2 separate regions of the Homo sapiens genome follow, and region 2 is linked to region 1. A link is an interaction called in ENCODE POLR2A ChIA-PET data of the cell type or tissue named here. Cell type or tissue: IMR-90. All regions are shown on one strand. Each heading gives the region's core, and the rest is flanking DNA. Links, peaks and the distances in the headings are about the cores only.

Region 1 (6,098 bases), core at 840-4,839:
GGACAAGAGAAGGAGCAAAACAGGCCTCTGGACTGCCCAGGGAGAAGCCAGAAAAGCCGTGGGATGTACTCATGGCACAGGGGCCTCCAGGCACCATTTCCCCTTCTCTAGACAGACTAGCTCCAGGATTGGGGGTCCCCAGCGTCAGAAAGGAGTCATGGTCCCGCTGCTAGAGGCGGGCACCCTCCCAGCATTAAGAGGCCATGCAGTAAGCCCACTGCTAAGCACAGGGTTTCCAGCATGTTATACCCATGTCTTAGAGAGCTGCCCCTGGGATTCTGCCCCATTTCGGCTGCTCCGCCAGATGCCTGAGAGGGATAAACATGCATTGCAGAGTGTGACCCTCTTCCTACCACCCCCACCAGCAAGACTGTGCACAGAGCCTCCATTTCCTCAGCTATGGGGAAAAAAGGCAGACATTGGCATATAGGGAAAAAAACAATAGCAATAGTGAGGAAAAGACAAGAAAACTGGGCTGCTGATGCCAAAACAAATGATCCCTAATGAATCTTCTTTCTCCCTGAGAAAGGCATTGCCAGCCGGGCGCAGTGGCTCACGCCTGTAATCCCAGCACTGTGGAAGGCTGAGACAAGTGGCTCACAAGGTCAGGCATTCGAGACCAGCCTGGCCAACATGGTGGAACCCCATCTCTACTAAAAATACAAAAATTAGCCAGGCGTAATGGTGCATGCCTGTAATCTCAGCTACTAGGGAGGCTGAGGCACAAGAATCATTTGAACCCGGGAGGCAGAGGTAGCAGTGAGCTGAGATCGTGCCACTGCACTCCAGCCTGGGCAACAGAGCAAGACTCTGTCTCAAAAAAAAAAAAAGTTGCCAACAAGCAGGAACTCTGACAATCAACACAAGGCTAAGGGCCGGGCGTGGTGGCTCACACCTGTAATCCCAGCACTTTGGGAGGCCAAGGCAGGTGGATCACCTCAAGTCAGGAGTTCAAGGCCAGCCTGACCAACATGGAGAAACCCAATCTCTACTAAAAATAAAAAATTAGTCAGGCGTGGTGGTACAGGCCTGTAATCCCATCTACTCGGAAGGCTGAGGCAGGAGAATCGCTTGAACCCAGGAGGAGGAGGTTGCGGTGAGCCAAGATCGCACCATTGCACTCCAGCCTGAGCGACAAGAGTGACATTCCATCTCACAGCTAAGGCATGTTCCTCTCCATCTCTTAGGAGAGGTTATGTCACCACATCTTTACCACAGCCACCAAATAATGTGACCATATACAGTCTTTGATGCATAAAAGAGACGGATTTTACACAACTGAAATTCACTTCTTGGGAGGCAAGGCAGGCAGACCACTTGAGCTCCGGAGTTCAAAACCAGCCTGGGCAACATGGTAAAATCCCATCTCTACAAAAATACAAAAATTAGCCAGACATGGTGGCACGCGCCTGTAGTCCCAGCTACTCAGGAGGCTACGGTGGGAGGACTGCTTGAACCGGGAAGTGGAGGTTGCGGTGAACTGAGATCATGCTACTGCAGTCCAGCCTGGGAAACAGAGCAAGACTGTCACAAAAAAAAAAAAAAAAAAAAAATTCCCTTGAGGAGATGAATGCTCGCCTCTCCCCAAGTCATGGGACAGCTATGATGTGCCTGCAAGGGCTGCTGGGAAGGTAGGAAGGGAGAAGTACAGCACTCTAACAGGTAGGCGCCAGGGCTCCCCACCCCCTGCCCATGTTTGTGGCTGTCCCACACTGGAACGTCCTCCAGCCAGCCGCTGCGCACCTTTGGCGTGGAACGTCCAGCCCCTCCGCCAGTACTCCTGAAGCTGGACCCGCTCCTGCTGTCCCAGGCTGCACACCTCACTGAAGAACTGTCGCTCGATGTGCACATAGGCCGCTGGGATGGCGCCGGCCACCCCCTTGGCCCCAAAGAAGCCATTCACCTCTGGTGAGGCCAGCAGGATCTGGTACTCAGCCCGAGTGCCCAAGACCAGGTCCATGTAGGCCTGGGTCAGGTTGAAATAGCCAGTGGTGAGGTAGACCTTTGCCCCGCGCTCCGCCTCAGTCAACAGGGTCTCAGTGACAATCTCATCGATTTGAATCTCGAAGGGCTTCATCTGAATCAGCGGATAAATCCAGGTGTCAGGGGCTGGTCTGCGATCCCCAGCAGCTGCTGCATCTTCCTGGGTCAAAAGAGAGTTGCTGTGGAAGGTCTGGGCATGCAGCATCTGCTGGCGGGTCCTGGCTGAGTTGATCACATCCATGACCCTCTTATTGGCTGCCTTGCAGTACTCGGCCCGGTCCCCTGGGGAAGACGTGAAAGAAGAGTGAAGGGAAGAGAAATGGAGGGTCTGGACTCTGCCCAGCTCAGGGGACAGGGCATGTGATAGGCAAGTGCAGACGCTACAACTGGATGTTCACTGAACACTCGCTGAGTGGGCCCAGGACCCCAAGCCCAGAGCGAGGCTCCTCTGGGGATATAGTTTGCCCAAGACAAGGGCCTGGTCCACAGTAGCCCACACTCAGGCAGAAGTGAAAGGCATGTCGACGTATCATTCCAATTACAAACAAGCTCAAAACCAGGCAAGACAAACTGACAGGGAGAGAAATCAGGATAGTGGTTACCTTTGGGATAATTCCTTGGGGGGGACATACGGGGGGCCTCCAGGAAGCAGGTCCACTAGCAGCAGGTTCATGGCTGTACACCTGCGACTGGTGCTCGGGGTGCATGTTCTACTTCAATAAGGAAGCTCAGTCAAATAAAGACATGCAAGTATAACCAAAAAAGGAGCATGCGTATTCCACAGATGGGGTCACAGGGCAAGCCATCACCTTGGATAAGCACATCACCATGTGGGAAAGCTTCCCACAGCAGTGACAGTGCCTGAGAGAGAGGAAGAACGGGCAGGCTCAGGCTCTGCATGGGGTGCCTTTTGTATTCGGACAAGACACTGGTGACAGGTGACCATGCAGACACACTGAAGGGAAAGATGCTATTATCAGACAAGACAAAGCTGAAAATTAATGAGTTAAGCATCCAACTCAGGAAGACAGGGGAAAGAAACAACAGAATAAAACCAAGAATACAGTATAGGGAAGCAAAAAATAAAAATAAGAACAGGCCGGGCACAGTGGCTCACGCCTATAATCCCAGCACAGCACTTACGGAGGCAGGAGCGGGCAGATCACCTGAGGCCAGGAGTTTGAGACCAGCCTGACCAACATGGTGAAACCCTGTCTCTACCAAGAGTACAAACATTAGCCAGGTGTGGTGTTGTGTGCCTGTAACCCCAGCTACTCGGGCAGCTGAGGCTGGAGAATCACTTGAACCTCGGAGGCAGAGGTTGCAGTGAGCTGAGATCGTGCCACCACACTCCAGCCTGGGTGACGAGAGCAAAAACTCCATCTCAAAAATATATACATACATATGTGTGTGTGTGTGTGTATATATATATATATATATATATATATATATGAATAGAAATTACTAGAATGAAAATGATACAAAAATGGAGAATATCAACTGTCCAAAGTTGATTGTCTGATAAACGATTGATAAAACAACAAGGCTTTGGCAAGGCTGATCAGGGAAGTGAAACAGGGAAGGAGGGCTGTCCCAGGTCATCCTTGCTGGCTTGCATGGTCTGAGCTGGGGGCAGGAACAGACACTCAGTGCCTTTCAGGGCTGGGCTACAGAACAAAGAGAAGGACCATCCCATGCAGGAGTCTAGCCTGTTGATGCCAACACCCTCCAGGGGAGAAAGGAGTCACACTGCCACATGCTGGACAGGGCTGCCGGAGGGAGGAGCACCGGGGGGCCCTGCGCACACCCTGAGCCTCTCTGTGGACTCATTCTCCCAAGCACAGCTGGGCTCGAGTCTCCCCGCTCCTGCTCGGAGCGTGCTGGCTCTCATCCTGGCCTAAGCATGGCCTGTTTTCTCTCATATCCATGCCTGGCCCGTTACATTAGACCAGGGATCCACACACATTTTCTTTAAGGGTCAGATGGTAAATATTTTAGGCTTTCTGGGCCAAAAGGCAAAGCTGAGGATGCTAGGTAGGCACTCAGCAAGAGAGATACAGAGCTCCACAAGCTCTTTACAGATGAAATTCAAAATACAACAGTAGGAACAGTGCATGGCGGCAGGCAGAGCATCACACCATCACGGTCGGGGTCTGAGGCCCAGGGCTCCCCTGACACAAGGACAGGGCTTCCACCAGACGGCCCACTGAAATGCTTCCATTCTAGGTCCACAAGACGCAGAGAGCTCTTCTCCCAACAAGTTCCAACTTCAGCTCCTCCTCCCCAAGTTCAGACACTGCTGCAAATCCAGCAGCAGCTCTCTAAAGGCCATGGGGGAGCCACAGCCGCAGGAATCACAGGAATGCAAATGCCCCAGAACACTCACGCCAGAACCTGCCTGGTTCCAGTGGGCAGAGCTGAGAGCTCTTCCACTTCATTTTCCAGGCAGGGGGCCACAGAGCTCAAGGGAGCTGGGAGCCACAGGCCCAGGTGATAGGCTTGGGGAAATGGGCCCTAGGCGAACAGCTGCTGGCCTGGTTGCTTCCTGTGATGCAGGGCAGGCTTCTGGGTCACTCGCCCAGGCACACGTGTTCATTGCTGAGTAGCTATTTGTTAACTGCGTCCTGACCTGAGTTTGTCACCCCCCTGCTAGTTCACCTGAGACCTGGGTCACTAGGACACGCTGCTGCATACCCTTGCCTGAGTCCTCCTCACCTGCGTCTTCCCTCCCTGTAGTGCAAACCTGAGTGACTCCGCCTCAAGGAGTAGGAGTCCCAAGCCCAAGCTCCCACCTTTCTGGGCTGGCTCTCTCACCCACAGAGCATGACTGATGGTCAGTGAGTCACATCTGTCTGGCTTCAAGGACAAAAGCAGAATGAAGCCTTGCCACCCAAGTCCCCTATGCCTGTGGCAGAACCACCTAGAGTTGTGCTCTCCCGGGCCCTCACTCCACCCCACCCACAGCCATAGAAGGGTGTCAGCGGCAGCCCCTACCTTTGTAAGGATGCACCATCCCATCCACCACCTGCACCGTGTCGTCCCCCTGCAGCTGCAGGGACACATCCCCCACCGCGTCCACCAGCTCCGTGAAGAAGTCGGCAATCTCCGCACAGTCCTGCAGGAACACGTAGCGGTCCTGGCGGTTGGTGAAGTAGGAGTCACTCAGGTTTGCACTACAGGGAGGGAAGATGCAGGTGAGGAGGACTCAGGCAAGGGTATGCAGCAGCGTGTCCTGGTGACCCAGGTCTCAGGTGAACTAGCAGGGGGGTGACAAACTCAGGTCAAGATGCAGTTAACAAATAGCTACTCAGCAATGAACACGTGCAAAAGACAAAGCCAGAGTTGATCCAAGGTGACACAGCAAAGTGACCCACAGCCTCCTCCTCTCAAGGAGCCGACAGTGTAGCTGAGAAGAGGAGATGCAGACACAGAAAGTCAACTAACCACACAGGGCTTTTTTTTTTTTTGAGACAATCTCATTCTGTCGCCCAGGCTGGAGTGCAGTGGCATGATCTTGGCTCCCTGCAGCCTCCGCCTCCCAGGTTCAAGTGATCCTCCTGCCTCAGCCTCCCGAGTAGCTGGGATTACAGGTGTGTGCCACCACACCCAGCTAATTTTTGTATTTTTAGTAGAGACGGGGCTTCACCATGTTGTCCAGGCTGGTCTTGAACTTCTAACGTCAGGTGATCCCTCTGCCTCAGCCTCCCAAAATGTGGGATTACAGGCGTGAGCCACTGCGCCCGGCCCATGCAGGGCTATTTATCAGCGCCCATGTTTGTTTGTTCTCTCTGTCCCACTAAGTGACAGCTGCCACTGGTACAGTCCCAGAGCAAGGATGCAATCAAGGGCTTTCTCTCAGCACCAGCAACCCAATCCTGGCCCCACTGCCGAGGGGAGGGCCTGTGAAAGGGCCCATATTTATCAGCCTAAGGACCTGGACTTCCAGGTCTGACTCTTGTTTATTTTTCTGGCTCTGTCTACCTGACAAAGTGACTCATCCTCTCTGATCTGTTTCCACATGTACACAGTGAGGAAAATACTACAGAGGGTCACTGAGGGTGGAAACAGACAACATACCTGAGTGGCCAGCACAGACTAAGTGCCCTGTCAACAGT
Region 2 (6,098 bases), core at 796-4,795, 450 kb before region 1:
CCTTGGGTGCAGGCAGGGCTGGGACACGCGGCTTCCCTCCCAGTCCCTGCCTTGGCACCGTCACAGATGCCAAGCAGGCAGCACTTAGGGATCTCCCAGCTGGGTTAGGGCAGGGCCTGGAAATGTGCATTTTGCAGAAACTTTTGAGGGTCGTTGCAAGACTGTGTAGCAGGCCTACCAGGTCCCTTTCATCTTGAGAGGGACATGGCCCTTGTTTTCTGCAGCTTCCACGCCTCTGCACTCCCTGCCCCTGGCAAGTGCTCCCATCGCCCCGGTGCCCACCATGAGCTCCCAGCACCTGACTCCCCCCACATCCAAGGGCAGCCTGGAACCAGTGGCTAGTTCTTGAAGGAGCCCCATCAATCCTATTAATCCTCAGAATTCCAGTGGGAGCCTCCCTCTGAGCCTTGTAGAAATGGGAGCGAGAAACCCCAGCTGAGCTGCGTTCCAGCCTCAGCTGAGTCTTTTTGGTCTGCACCCACCCCCCCACCCCCCCCCCCCCGCCCACATGCTCCCCAGCTTGCAGGAGGAATCGGTGAGGTCCTGTCCTGAGGCTGCTGTCCGGGGCCGGTGGCTGCCCTCAAGGTCCCTTCCCTAGCTGCTGCGGTTGCCATTGCTTCTTGCCTGTTCTGGCATCAGGCACCTGGATTGAGTTGCACAGCTTTGCTTTATCCGGGCTTGTGTGCAGGGCCCGGCTGGGCTCCCCATCTGCACATCCTGAGGACAGAAAAAGCTGGGTCTTGCTGTGCCCTCCCAGGCTTAGTGTTCCCTCCCTCAAAGACTGACAGCCATCGTTCTGCACGGGGCTTTCTGCATGTGACGCCAGCTAAGCATAGTAAGAAGTCCAGCCTAGGAAGGGAAGGATTTTGGAGGTAGGTGGCTTTGGTGACACACTCACTTCTTTCTCAGCCTCCAGGACACTATGGCCTGTTTTAAGAGACATCTTATTTTTCTAAAGGTGAATTCTCAGATGATAGGTGAACCTGAGTTGCAGATATACCAACTTCTGCTTGTATTTCTTAAATGACAAAGATTACCTAGCTAAGAAACTTCCTAGGGAACTAGGGAACCTATGTGTTCCCTCAGTGTGGTTTCCTGAAGCCAGTGATATGGGGGTTAGGATAGGAAGAACTTTCTCGGTAATGATAAGGAGAATCTCTTGTTTCCTCCCACCTGTGTTGTAAAGATAAACTGACGATATACAGGCACATTATGTAAACATACACACGCAATGAAACCGAAGCTTGGCGGCCTGGGCGTGGTCTTGCAAAATGCTTCCAAAGCCACCTTAGCCTGTTCTATTCAGCGGCAACCCCAAAGCACCTGTTAAGACTCCTGACCCCCAAGTGGCATGCAGCCCCCATGCCCACCGGGACCTGGTCAGCACAGATCTTGATGACTTCCCTTTCTAGGGCAGACTGGGAGGGTATCCAGGAATCGGCCCCTGCCCCACGGGCGTTTTCATGCTGTACAGTGACCTAAAGTTGGTAAGATGTCATAATGGACCAGTCCATGTGATTTCAGTATATACAACTCCACCAGACCCCTCCAACCCATATAACACCCCACCCCTGTTCGCTTCCTGTATGGTGATATCATATGTAACATTTACTCCTGTTTCTGCTGATTGTTTTTTTAATGTTTTGGTTTGTTTTTGACATCAGCTGTAATCATTCCTGTGCTGTGTTTTTTATTACCCTTGGTAGGTATTAGACTTGCACTTTTTTAAAAAAAGGTTTCTGCATCGTGGAAGCATTTGACCCAGAGTGGAACGCGTGGCCTATGCAGGTGGATTCCTTCAGGTCTTTCCTTTGGTTCTTTGAGCATCTTTGCTTTCATTCGTCTCCCGTCTTTGGTTCTCCAGTTCAAATTATTGCAAAGTAAAGGATCTTTGAGTAGGTTCGGTCTGAAAGGTGTGGCCTTTATATTTGATCCACACACGTTGGTCTTTTAACCGTGCTGAGCAGAAAACAAAACAGGTTAAGAAGAGCCGGGTGGCAGCTGACAGAGGAAGCCGCTCAAATACCTTCACAATAAATAGTGGCAATATATATATAGTTTAAGAAGGCTCTCCATTTGGCATCGTTTAATTTATATGTTATGTTCTAAGCACAGCTCTCTTCTCCTATTTTCATCCTGCAAGCAACTCAAAATATTTAAAATAAAGTTTACATTGTAGTTATTTTCAAATCTTTGCTTGATAAGTATTAAGAAATATTGGACTTGCTGCCGTAATTTAAAGCTCTGTTGATTTTGTTTCCGTTTGGATTTTTGGGGGAGGGGAGCACTGTGTTTATGCTGGAATATGAAGTCTGAGACCTTCCGGTGCTGGGAACACACAAGAGTTGTTGAAAGTTGACAAGCAGACTGCGCATGTCTCTGATGCTTTGTATCATTCTTGAGCAATCGCTCGGTCCGTGGACAATAAACAGTATTATCAAAGAGAACGTGGGCTCTCTCCGTGTGGCTGTATCCGATGTTCAGAACGGCCACTTCCTAGCTCAAGAATGGGAATCAGCCTCTGCAAGGAGCCTCTCCTGTCCGGCGGGAGGGGGCGCCCTGTGTCCTCCAGAGAAACAAGGCCAGTGAGCTCTGAGTCAAATATGGGATGCAGACCAGGTGTGGTGGCTCACGCCTGTCATCCCAGCACTTTGGGAGGCCAAGGCGGGTGGATTGTTTGTGCCCAGGAGTTCGAGACTAGCCTGGCCAACTTCGCAAAACCCTGTCTCTGCAAAAAATAGGCGTGGTGGCATGTACCTGTGGTCCCAGCTATTCAAAAGGCTGAGATAGGAGGATTACTTGAACCTCGGAGGCAGAGGTTGCAGTGAGCTATAATTGCACCACTGCATTCCAGCCTGGGCAAGAGAGTGAGACCCTGTCTCAAAAAAAAAAAAAAAGAAAAAAGAAAAGAAAAGTGCGATGCAGTGGCAGAGACGGGGCAGCAGAGATGGGACAGGTAAAAGCAAATGTGGTTTCCTTAGGTGGATGAAGGGGCAGAAGTGTAGGAGAGGGTCCCCTTCATTCAACACATACCTCTGGCTTTTTATTATAGAGACACGCAGAGCCATGCACCCGTCTCACAGCTTCGACACTGAGGGCTTCATGGCCAGCTTTAGACCTACACTCAGTCTTCACCCACCATTCACGAAATTATTTGGAAGAAAAAATTCCAGGCATGAAGCAGTCTCATTTATAAATATTCCAGTACACATATGTTTAAAAAATAAAAACTACTTTTTTTTTTTTTCAGACGGAGTCTCGCTCTGTTACCCAGGCTGGAGTGCAATGGCATGATCTTGGCTCACTGCAACCTCTGCCTCCTGGGTTCAAGTGATTCTCTTGTCTCAACCTCCTGAGTAGCTGGGATTACAGGTGTCCGCCACAACGCCCAGCTAATTTTTGTATTTTTACAAAAATACAAAAAGAGACAGGGTTTCACCATGTTGGTCAGGCTGGTCTCGAACTCCTGACCTTGTGATCCGCCCGCCTGGGCCTCCCAAAGTGCTGGGATGACAGGCGTGAGCCACCGTGCCCAGCCAAAAAATAAAAACTACTTTTAAAACCTTTTTCCAGGCCAGGTACGGTGGCTCACCTATAGTCCTAGCACTTTGGGAGGCCAAGGTGGGCGGATTGCTTGAGCCCAGGAGTTCAAGACCAGCCTGGACAACATGGAGAAACCCCAACTCTACAAAAAATACAAAGATTAGCTGGGTGTGGTGGTGCATGCCTGTAGTCCCAGCTACTCGGGGGGCTGAGGTGGGAGGATCACTTGAGCCCAGGAGGTGGAGGTTGCAGTGAGCTGAGATCGCACCACTGCACTCCAATCTGGGTGACAGAGTGAGATCCTGTCTCAAACAACAACAACGACAAAATCCAAAATAGCTTTATCACATGTCAAAAACTTACTTAGAATTCATCAATGTCATCAAATATCCAGTCAGTGTTCTAACATCTCTGACTGTCTCATAGATGCTTTTGCGTGGTTTATGGGTTTGAATCAAGACCCAAATAAGATCCATCCATTGCAGTTGGTTGATCTAACTCCTAGGTCTCTCTCTCTCTCTCTTTTTTTAAATAACTATTGAAGCTCCCCCTTCTTTCTTTCTTTTCTTTTCTTTTTTTTTGTTTTTTTTTTTTTTTCAGACAGAGTCTCGCCTCATTGCCCAGTCTGGAGTGCAGCGGTGTGATCTCAGCTCAACGCAACCTCTGCCTCGAGAGTAGCTGAGATTACAGGTGGGCACCACCATGCCCGGCAAATTCTTGCATTTTTAGTAGAGGCGGGGTTTCACCGTGTTGGCTAGGCTGGTCTCACACCCCTGGCCTCAAGTGATCTGCCCACGTTGGCCTCCGGTAAGCCACAGTGCTTGGCCTCCCGGGTCTCTCTTATTCTCCAGGTTGTTTCTCCCTGCCCCCACCCTATCCTTGTGCTGAGAAAGATGTTCCCATCATAATTCAAACTTCAATCAAAAGTCTCATAATACTTCACCATATGAAATTTTTTTTAATTTAATTTTATTTTTTTTGAGACAGAGTCTTGATCTGTCGCCCAGGCTGGAGTGCAGTGGCGCGATCTCGGCTCACTGCAACCTCCACCTCCCGGGTTCACACCATTCTCCTGCCTCAGCCTCCCAAGTAGCTGGGACTACAGGCACCTGCCACCACGCCTGGCTAATTTTTTGTATGTTTAGTACAGACGAGGTTTCACCATGTTAGCCAGGATGGTCTCGATCTCCTGACCTTGTGATCCGCCCGCCTCGGCCTCCCAAAGTGCTGGGATTACAGGCCTGAGCCACTGCACCCAGCCATGGACATTCTTCAATGGTGTATTTGAACAGTTAGCTGCCCCCTGGCCCATGTGCACACTGTTGTGCAGAATCTGTTATTCCAGGGGCAGCCAGAAGAATCGTGTTTCCTACTGTGTGCAGTTACTGCCCAAAAAGCAAGAACAAACTTACGACATCTGAAGTTTGCTCCAATGTCACATTAAATGTGATCCACTTAATATCTACTGCAGAAATATTTGGATTATTTCTTCTGTATGTCCAAATATGTAGGGAAAATGGTTGAGTGGTATACTATAATAATAATATCAAAACTTTCCATTTCATACAAATGAACTTACTTGGCATTTGCAGCCCACATTTGGAGTTTTAGTAAGCAGCACGCCAGGTGATTTATACCCTTTTCATATATTTATGCATTTAAGTCAAACTTAAAGTCATTATGGAAAATTTAAAACATATACAAAAATGCAGAGAATGGTATGACCAACTCCATGTGTCTATGATCTGTTTTCAACAATTATCCATGTTTTGCTGATCTTTGAAAACGATTTAAGATTAGTTTGTAGGCCGGGCGCCATGGCTTACACCTGTAATCCCAGCACTTTGGGAGGGCAAGGCGGGAGGATCACCTGAGTTCAGGAGTTCGAGACCAGCCTGGCCAAAATGGCGAAATCCCGTGTCTACTAAAAATACAAAAATTAGGCCTGGCACGGTGGCTCACACCTGTAATCCCAGCACTTTGGGAGGCCGAGGCAGGCAGATCACCTGAGGTCAGGCGTTCAAAACCACCCTGGCCAAGGTGGTGAAACCCCGTCTCTACTAAAAATACAAAAATTAGCCAGGTACAGTGGTGGGCGCCTGTAATCCCAGGTACTCGGGAGGCTGATACAGAATCGCTTGAACCCGGGAGGCGGAGGTTGCAGTGAGCCGAGATCATGCCATTGCGCTCCAGCCTGGGCGACAGAGCGAGACTCCATCTCAAAAGCAAAACAAAACAAAACAAAAAAATTAACTGGGCATGCTGGTGCACGCCTGTAGTCCCAGCTACTCAGGAGGCTGAGGCAGGAGAATTGCTTGAACCCAGGCAGCAGAGATTGCGGTGAGCTGAGATCGCACCACTGCACTCCAGCCTGGGCAACAGAGCAAGACTCTGTCTCAAAAAAAAAAGAAAAAGAAAAAATCAGTTTGTAGACTCACATATGGGGTAACGACATTGTTAGGGACACAACTAGACACCATTATTTCCTCTCAGTCTTGTTTACCCTGTGGAAGAAAAATGCATGGGGACAGGTGAGGTCAGCCTCAACCCATCAA

The links. ChIA-PET counts read pairs that join two places held together with the same protein. Peaks named below come from ENCODE experiments on the same cell type or tissue, not always from the same donor. Only the 100,000 strongest peaks of a DNase experiment are listed, where the experiment ranks them.
Region 2: POLR2A ChIA-PET joins it to region 1 with 8 read pairs; 1 of 35 experiments calls an interaction of 5 or more read pairs at or near these places.

The regions. Positions count from the first base shown.
Region 1 is chr17:78,399,735-78,405,832 of GRCh38, reverse strand. PGS1 (phosphatidylglycerophosphate synthase 1) reads right to left here. Exons shown (of 10, transcript NM_024419.5): 6 at 4,978-5,156; 7 at 1,744-2,265. LOC124900399 (small nucleolar RNA SNORA30/SNORA37 family) reads right to left here and starts at 5,898; the gene lies at 5,770-5,898. RefSeq lists an enhancer at 4,800-5,305. In IMR-90, for the core only: no CTCF peak of the experiment used is centred there; no DNase peak of the experiment used is centred there; H3K27ac peaks cover 513 bases.
Region 2 is chr17:78,849,326-78,855,423 of GRCh38, reverse strand. It overlaps TIMP2 (TIMP metallopeptidase inhibitor 2), which reads left to right. Exons shown (of 5, transcript NM_003255.5): 5 at 1-2,447. Among named protein-coding and RNA genes, the nearest start is that of USP36, 12 kb to the right of the region's middle. In IMR-90, for the core only: a CTCF peak has its summit at 2,539 (motif pointing right); a DNase peak (open chromatin) is centred at 2,423; H3K27ac peaks cover 328 bases.